Regions from separate parts of the Homo sapiens genome. Here regions 2 and 3 are each linked to region 1. A link is a contact called in ENCODE Hi-C or POLR2A ChIA-PET data. All regions are on one chromosome and are shown on one strand. Each heading gives the region's core, a stretch centred on a gene start or an enhancer-like site at or near the end of the contact. The rest is flanking DNA. Distances are from core to core; before and after follow the strand shown. Region 1 holds the start of DHX29 (DExH-box helicase 29). Region 2 has its middle 64 kb from the start of C5orf67. Region 3 overlaps LOC105378977 (a long non-coding RNA gene).

Region 1 (2,727 bases), core at 99-2,598:
TAATTGTATATATCATTCATTTTAAGTTAACGACCTCCTCACCTATACTGTAACTCTTTAATGGGTACCTGTTCTCTTTCCCTACACCGAAAATTCCTTGAGAGCAAAATCATGTCTAATTTAATTTCAAGCATCTATTGGGTATCTGGCCCCACAATGCCAAGAGTATATTTTGTTGATTGTTAATTAATCATCTTACTTTATTTAATACAAGTAATAGCTTTTCCTTGTTCTACTATAAACAGATCTGTACACTTTCTGGTGGCTGTATGCACCAGTCTAAACATATGGGTAGGGTCCAGTAATTTTTAAATTTTTTCTCAATAAACTCACGATAGCTACCATTTATTAGTGATAGCTAGCTAACCACTGTTAGGCACTTTACACGTGTATCTCATTGAATCCTCATATCCACCAGTGGTAGGCACTATTATCTCCATTTTACGGAAGAGAAAACTACTACATCTTGGAGATTAAATGTCTCTCCCTTCTCATGTTATTATCTGCCCTTTCCCCTCCAAATCAATTCATATCATTTTTTCTAAACCTTTTCACCTTTTACTCAACTAATCATTCGTTTTGTTTATTAACGACTATGTGCCAGGTGTTGTGCTGATGCAGGAGACAACCGCGAAGATGGGGACAGAATCAGTAACATCGACGTAAGGGAATTGAAGCAGAAGATCACGCTGCCTGCAGACACCAGGAAACGCCAAGACCCCCCTTCCACGAACCAACATTCTTCCACCCTCTCCAACTTTTTTCTGGAACCCCTTCACTTCCAACGCCACTCAATGTACACTTCACTTTCTCGTGCTCTTCCTAAGAGAGTAGTGTTTTCTTCCTCCCCACCGAGAAAAAAAATAAAAGCAACAACTGGAACTTCTTCCTTACCCTGCCTTGTCTGCAGACCCTGGAGGCCCCTTCCATTTCCCCTTGTCCTTTTCCTTGTCTTTTTTGGTTCCCGCCGCAGTGGTCGAGTCGCCCTCGAACACGCTGAACAGCTCATCTCCGAATGCGTCCGCCATTTTTGGGAGCAGTGAGAGCAAATCTCCCTCCTACCCACGATGCCCCGCGACCGAAGACAGTGACGTCTCGTGAAGGCTCAACAGTGGCCCGCAGGAGACAAAAGTAGTCGAGTCGCGCAGCCGACAAAAATGTTCCCCTGACTTTTTTTTTTTTTCCTGCTTTTCTTTCCTTTCCTTTCCGACCTAAAGTGGATAAGCTGCTCAGTGGATAAAGAGCGAGGGCGGCGCGTGGCGCCTGGCGTGTGGCAGGCAGCTGGCGACTCAAGGAGGCGGAGCCTGCTGAATTCGACCAATTGCGAGGCAGCGGTCGCCCCGGCCCGAGAAGCCCGGATCGAAGCGCAGGGTGGCAGCCCCGGAGCCGGGGAATGTGAAGAGCTCTCGGCTGTGCAGTGGTACCGTCGGGGCCTGGGCCGCGAAGGATCTTCTGCCACAGCTGCAACATGGGCGGCAAGAACAAGAAACACAAGGCTCCAGCGGCCGCGGTGGTCCGGGCCGCCGTGTCTGCTTCCAGAGCCAAATCTGCCGAGGCTGGAATTGCCGGGGAGGCCCAAAGCAAGAAGCCAGTGTCCAGGCCGGCCACCGCTGCCGCTGCCGCTGCCGGCTCCAGGGAGCCCCGTGTCAAGCAAGGTACGAGAGGTCCCCCAGCCCCTGGCTGTCTGCCCTGAGACCTTGCTGCTTGTCCTGAGGAAAGGGCCTTAGAACCCGGGAGGAGCTTCGGGCCCAACATTTCTATTTCCCAACACTCGAGCTGCTACCTCCCCATGGGGTGGCCTTGTTTTAGATTAAAAAAGTCTAAGCTCTTTGGGCCTCCAAAATTCTGACAGTAGCCCTGTTGCAGCCTGGCATTTCTCTTTTAACTCACACTTCTCCCCCTTCTAAAAACAAAATAATTGCATTAGCTCCTGTTTCAGCAGGAATTCATCCTGAGCACCATCTCAGCTAGCTAGGCTAACGCAAAGACGAGTACTGAGTGGAGTTCCTGACCTCCTGGTGCCAGCCAGCCCCATTTTCTGTCAGTTTTTCATATCATTTTCAGCAACAATCTAGTGTCTCCATGCGTTCTGGAAAAATCAATACTTAATAAAAATTACAGGACTTACACACTGGTTACACACTGGTTACGTGTAATCTATTGTAAAATTGTCTGCCCTCGTTTCTGCCGCCATGCAGTTTTGCTTACTGTACAAATTGATTTGACAACTCAACTTATAGATGGCCGATTCCTGCTGCAGATGAGCAGGCCACATATTACGGTTGAGCTCAAAAGATGAACAATTACATTCTGTTGTGTTCTTCTCGGGTTGTTTGCTTGTACTTATTGGAGTATTCAAGAAATATTTGCTGAGCATTTATGTGTATATATGCAAATATTTAGTATGTGTCTGATAAGATGTGAGGAATGTGATGAGCAAAAAGAGACATCACCTCATGGAGCTTGCCAGTCTAATGTCAGAGATAGGTATTAACTAATAGGTAACGCACACAGACATATTTATAGCCTTATAATAGATAAGTGCCACAAAGAAAAGCCAGGGAAGACAGTTTAACAGGGTAATCTAATTTTTCTCGGGATGAGCAGGTATCATGGATGGTGTCTGGAAATGTAACAGTTAAGCTGAGATGAGGAGAATGAAAAAGGAGTTAACTCTGTGAAGCATGGCAGAAATTAGTATTCCAGGCGGGCGTAATGAACATCATG
Region 2 (2,727 bases), core at 143-2,642, 1.4 Mb before region 1:
CAAGTACAAAGACATGGAGGAAACAGAAATTTTGCTACCTCCTTTCAGTGTTAAGTTTGAGATATCCTGATAAAAACCTTCAAAAAAGGGACTGAATGTTATTATTATTTTTTAAAGTAAAGACAAGAGGTTTATGTCCTACAGTTCTGGAGTCTGGGAAGTCCAAGGTTGAGGGTCCTGCATCTCTGAATGTGAATTTTTAACAAATGTGTTGGGGCTGGAGGGTTGGGGTGAGTTGGAATGGGGACAGAGCTCTTGAAAGATGCTTATTAAATCTGCAGTCCTTTCTAACAGACTTTTACAGGTAGGAACGCTTTCTTTGAGAAAGATGCACAGAGCTTGTCCTCTTCCCTTGAAAGCCATGGGCAATGAATGATAAAGTAGTTAGTCATCACAGAGCACTGGTGACTTAACTGCTCAAATCAATAAATATTCCCATTTCCATTGACTCATTTAATGGGAAAAGAAGGTCACATGTCAAGAAAGAGGGAGGGGATGGAAGAAAGGAGAGAATGAGTGAGACAGGAATTTTGAAATGTATTAGAACGTGTTTTTTTCTAACATTTTAGTATGAAGATTCCCAAATTACAGGAAAGTTGAAGGAATTAAACAGGGTATACCCATTTACTCACAACTTGGATCCTGCAATTAATATTTTGCTATAATTGCTTTATTACCTCTATTGATCCTCTCAAGAGTAGCAGTCTGTGAGTTTTGATGAAGGCTTACTTGTGTGACCCAGTCCTAACCGGATATAAAATATAACCTTCATCTCAGAAAATTCTTTCTTGCCCCTTCCCAGGTAATCCCTGCTCCTACCTCACAGCCAGAGGCAACCACTATTCTAATTTTTAAAACTGTAGATTAGTTTTGCCTATTTTTGAATTCCATGTTAATAATACCATACAGTATGAGCTCTTTTGTATGTGAAGCTTCTTTCATTTACCATAATATTTTTGAGATACAGTCAGGTTGCTGTGTGTAGCCATTTATTTTTTAAACCACAATAATCTCTATTCATTTTTAGAGAGTCTCAGGTTAAGAGTTTCTTCTAAAAGCAACAGGAAAAATAAGCTGTTGTTTTTTTTTTTTTTTTAAGATAGGGGAGAGAGAGTTGAAAGGAACCTGAGTGAAAGGTACTTTGGCCTCTTAATTTTCATGATAAAGAAGTTGAGGCCCCGTCATTGCTCTGGGGCACGCAGACTGAGCTGAAACTGGAACCCAGGTCTCCTGATTCACGGCTTGAAAGGGTTAGGAAGGCAGCTGAGTAGGGTGGTTGTTTGAGCTGAAGCCATGTGAGAATAGAGAGTTTCGACAGAGCTTTGCTTTAGAGGATGTGAAACTACAGTAACCTCATGTGACAAAAAATCCTCCGAGGCCTTGGTATGGAGCCAGAGGAGGAAGTTTGACATGGCCTCTGGTTACCAGCTCCACCTCTGAACCCACTGGCCCAGGATGACTTATGGTGAGCTCTCTGATTTGCAATAAAACTAGACATGGGACAGAGAAAGCTTTTCTGCACCATGCACAAGGCAGGACAATGCTAAAGGAGGGGGGGGAAAAAAAAACAAGAAAGACACCTTCAGCCACATGGCCTTCCCATAGCAGGGGACCCAGAGCTGAAAATAAAACACCCAGGGAGGAAGGGATGCTGTGGTTACAGACAGAGCCTTTGTCTCCCAAGTGCATGTTCCAATTCAGCCCAGGATGACAATGACCTGGAGGTTCCTGCCTGCCAGCTGTTGGCTGGCCTTTGTGAAAGTCCCCGAGCTCCAGGCCAATGCTTAGCGGGCAGGTATCCATATCGTGAAGCCAATTGGCACTGCTGGTACCTTTGTTGATGATGTGAGCACAGCCACTGGGAACCAAGGCTGCTGGTGCACTCTTGCTACCAGCTGGCAGGTGCAAACCCATGGGCAGGTGCCCTGGGGAGAGACGGTTCATGCTGCCATGGTAACCGATAAAAAAAAGGAGGTTTCTTCAAGGTCAGTTTGCCCTTTTTTCTGCTAGAGGATATTGTGAGGAAGAAATGAATTTGTGGCAGCCCTGACTTGTGTGTAAATGTGTCCTTCATCTGTTTTGAATTGACACTTCTAATTGGATCTAATATTAGTGTCACCCACTGGGCAAATCTGGGTATTGGTGGGTCTCCTGGGCTATGTCATTGTGGACAAAGATCAAGTCACCAGAGAAGTCCCAGAAGAGACGTTCCAGTGTAAACCAAGCAGGATTGAACAAAGAATTCCAAAAGTGATTTTGAAAAGGCTGACAGTCAGGTTGGACAGGTTCTTCGGGCTATTCCAGGATGTGAAATTAATGCGGACTGTCTGAGGCGTGTCACCCTAGATGTCCTTTAGCCAAACTGTCCTAGGTGCAAGGAAGAAGGGACCCTTGTCAGCTTGCTTGGTGCCTCACGAGTTTGTCACAATGCATTCATTGTAAAGAAGCAAGCTTTCCTTATCATCATTGTCCTTCTCTCTGTAAACCTTCTGCTCATGCCTTTACCTTGGGCAAATACATTTTCTGGCTTTGATTTAAAAGTTCAGCTTCTTGATATTAATATTTCTGCGCTTCATTCTGATAAAAGTTGTTCTGACTCAGGTCATTGGCTTGGGTGTCAGTAATTTTCCCATTTAGCCTCTCTTGTGTGTTTTTCATATTCTGAGATTTCTGTTGGCAGAAATAACAGCATTGTATTAATTAATTAATTAGTAGCATTGTGTTATT
Region 3 (2,727 bases), core at 77-2,576, 1.0 Mb before region 1:
AAGGAGAAGCTCTGAAAGAAAATTGTTTTAAATAGCTGCCTAATGATTGAGCGTCATGAAATGCTTTCACTTGGCAGGGCAAAATTGCACTACCTAGAAATGTCTGGGTGGCATTTAGAGTTGACAGACAGTAATGAGCGCTGGTTAAAAAAAAAAAAAAAGAGGTATTTTAGTGCTCTAGCAATTGCTAGACCTTCAGAAACACATCTCCCTTCTATATTTACACCTGCATTTTAAAAAGAAAAAAGAACAAAGAGAAGGAAAGAGAAAAAGGAAGGAAAGAAAAAAGGGAGAAAAGTATATCTATCATTTTATCCATTTCTAAAGACTCTTACATCAATTTAAAAGCTAACCATAATTGATCTTTTACTATGAACAATGTTTTGTGCTAAGTGCTTTACAAATATTAGCTAATTTCATCTTCACAACAACTGTTTAAGGCATACAACATTATTTCTCCCTTCTTACACATAAAGAAACTGAAGCTTGCCTGAGGTCATCATCTAATTGACAAGTCACGGTTCAAACCTAGGTGAGTCTAGCTTTAGAATTTGGGTTTCAATCACCGTATGGCATTGCTTCTCTTTCCTAACCTGGACTTAGTGATTGTGCAAACAGTGATGTCAACCATCTCAGCTTGCCTGGGTAGGGATGAAGAGAATTTCCTTCGCTCTTGCTTCTGAAGTTTAAATAATTTGAGTCTATAAAACAAACTAACAATAGGCAGATTCACAGGGAAAAAAAAGTGTACAAATTTTATTAATGTGCATATGGACACAGAAGCCACACACAAAGTATGAGACTCAATGGAAAGCCAGATGGCTGAAGGTTATATACCATACAGCAAGGAATAGAGGCTTGGGGCATGGCAAGACAAGTTATTGGAGGAAGAGGGGAGAAAAGGCATGGTGAGCAAAGGCTATCTTGTTATGCAGATAGAGCCCCATGGATAGCAGCCCTCGGAAAGAACAGACAGTATCCTGCTCTTATGTGGTAAAACTTTATCTGTCAGACCTTTTGAAGTGTCAGAACTTTAGTCCCTCTTTCCTGTGATTTAATCTTTCCTAGGTCTGGATAAGGGAGGCCTTATAAAACCCTGTTTGTGTCTGCTGTTAACTTCATTTCACTAATGTAGATTTCCTCTACAGATGCAAATCTCCCCGCCTCCCCAAAAGACAGCTTTTCAAAGCTTTTCCTGTGGTTTGCAGTTCCTGTGAATAGTCATATCAAAATATACCAAAGAAGTATATTTTGGAGTGGCATATTTTTGTTTCCTTTACCTGAGACCCACAGGACCTAAAGCGCTAAAACCTGGAAAGTCCCAGGCTAACAAGCATGAGTTAGTCATCCTCCAAGAATGCAAAAATATGAAAGAAACCTCTCTCTACTCAGTGATAAAGCTTCTCCAACTTAAGTGAAGGGACATTATAGTGTGCAAAGAGACCAGGCCCTAAAAGAACTGAGTCCTTGTCTCAATCTGCTTATAGCCAGCTCCAAGAGACCTTGACCAAGTCAGGTGACCTCTCTGGGCCTCAGCTCCTTCCTTCTTAAAATGATGAAGGTGGGTTAGATAAACAGGTCTCCACTTGGCTGTACATGAGAACCATGTGAGGAACTTTCAGTAAAGGCCGGTGCTCAGACCCCACCCCACCCCTGACCAATCAAATCCCAGAATATCTGGGGTTGGGGAACTGAATTTACTGCAGAGAACAAAGCATACATGTCCCACTTCTTAGAGCTAACAATTTAGTGGAGGAGCAAAAAGGCAAACTATGATTCATATACATATATATATATATATACACACACACACACACACACACACACACACACACATATATATGATCCTCCCTTCTATATTTATGCCTGTATTTAAAAAAAAAAAGAGAAAAGAACAAAGCAAAGAGAAGGAAAAAAGAAAAGGAAGGAAGTAAAAAAGGAAGAAAAGTGTTTCTAATCTGTTTGCCTGTTTCTAAAGACTCTTACATTAGTTTAAAAGCTAACACTAATTGATCTTTTAATATGAATATATATATATACACATGAATCATACACACACATATAATTTGTAGTAAGAGCTATTAAGGTGAAAATAATGTTATGAGAATTATGAAAAATTAATAAGGGGAACATAATTAAAGGGAGAGAGTCTGAGAAGGCTTCTGTGTGTGTCAGAAGAACAAAAAATTGCAGTTAGGCATACACATTACAGGGGAAAGAGCTTTCTAGTCAAACGGATATCTAACTTGGTTATCTGCTTCCGTATATGTCTACATACATACATACTTATACTATATGTACATGAATGAATGACTTACTTGAAGACTCATAGCCAGAACAGAGGGTGGAAAGGAGGGCGGAGAGTGGTGGGGAGAGCGGCACGCAGAGTGCCTGGGGAGGTCGGCAACAGCCAGACCATGTGGCAGACTTGAGGTTTTATCTTAAGTACAACAGCAATAGCAAGCCAGTGGAAGGTTTAGGCAGGGGAGTTACACTTTCAGATTTGTGTTTTTAAAAATTCACTTGTGCTTAAGTGTAGAGGATGGTTTGGATGGGGCATAAGGAAAAGAGAAGTTATAAAGTTATCGCAATAACATGAGTGAAGGTTTTGTTCCTTGATGATGCCAAATTTTAGCAGAATTCTGGGTACCTGCAGAGACTCACTGGAGTAAAGGAACAGGAAACAAATTTGATAGAATGCAAGCGGCATAACTCATGAAAAATCAG

Evidence for each region. A loop is a pair of places that touch in the nucleus more often than their neighbours do. ChIA-PET counts read pairs that join two places held with the same protein, here RNA polymerase II (POLR2A). Pooled maps may share reads with other maps.
Region 2: a pooled map shows a loop between it and region 1 (5-fold over the local background). The contact joins the enhancer-like site here to the promoter of DHX29 in region 1. A Hi-C loop is called at or near these places in 1 of 37 single-sample maps with no recorded cell type and 3 of 50 pooled maps. POLR2A ChIA-PET finds 5 or more read pairs at or near these places in 1 of 52 experiments (OCI-LY7).
Region 3: a loop to region 1 is called in a pooled map, with 4 times the contacts of the local background. The contact joins the enhancer-like site here to the promoter of DHX29 in region 1. A Hi-C loop is called at or near these places in 6 of 50 pooled maps. POLR2A ChIA-PET finds 5 or more read pairs at or near these places in 3 of 52 experiments (CD4-positive, alpha-beta T cell, T-cell and activated T-cell).

The regions. Positions count from the first base shown.
Region 1 is chr5:55,306,315-55,309,041 of GRCh38, reverse strand. DHX29 (DExH-box helicase 29) reads left to right here and starts at 1,348. Exons shown (of 27, transcript NM_019030.4): 1 at 1,348-1,655. The coding sequence starts at 1,469. MTREX (Mtr4 exosome RNA helicase) reads right to left here and starts at 1,053. Exons shown (of 27, transcript NM_015360.5): 1 at 895-1,053. The coding sequence starts at 1,028. It overlaps LOC124900979 (a long non-coding RNA gene), which reads left to right. Exons shown (of 2, transcript XR_007058774.1): 2 at 605-893. RefSeq lists enhancers at 800-1,279, 1,420-1,679.
Region 2 is chr5:56,668,821-56,671,547 of GRCh38, reverse strand. No RefSeq gene overlaps it. Among named protein-coding and RNA genes, the nearest start is that of C5orf67, 64 kb to the right of the region's middle. RefSeq lists an enhancer at 1,053-1,102 and a silencer at 1,052-1,346. Within about 2 kb of position 1,392, at least 15 of the 41 ENCODE cell types and tissues checked have a DNase peak (open chromatin) inside an H3K27ac peak, as active enhancers do; they include OCI-LY7, where a contact is called at or near this core.
Region 3 is chr5:56,327,655-56,330,381 of GRCh38, reverse strand. All of the region lies in intron 2 of LOC105378977 (a long non-coding RNA gene), which reads right to left. Among named protein-coding and RNA genes, the nearest start is that of ANKRD55, 96 kb to the right of the region's middle. Within about 2 kb of position 1,326, at least 8 of the 41 ENCODE cell types and tissues checked have a DNase peak (open chromatin) inside an H3K27ac peak, as active enhancers do; they include CD4-positive, alpha-beta T cell, where a contact is called at or near this core.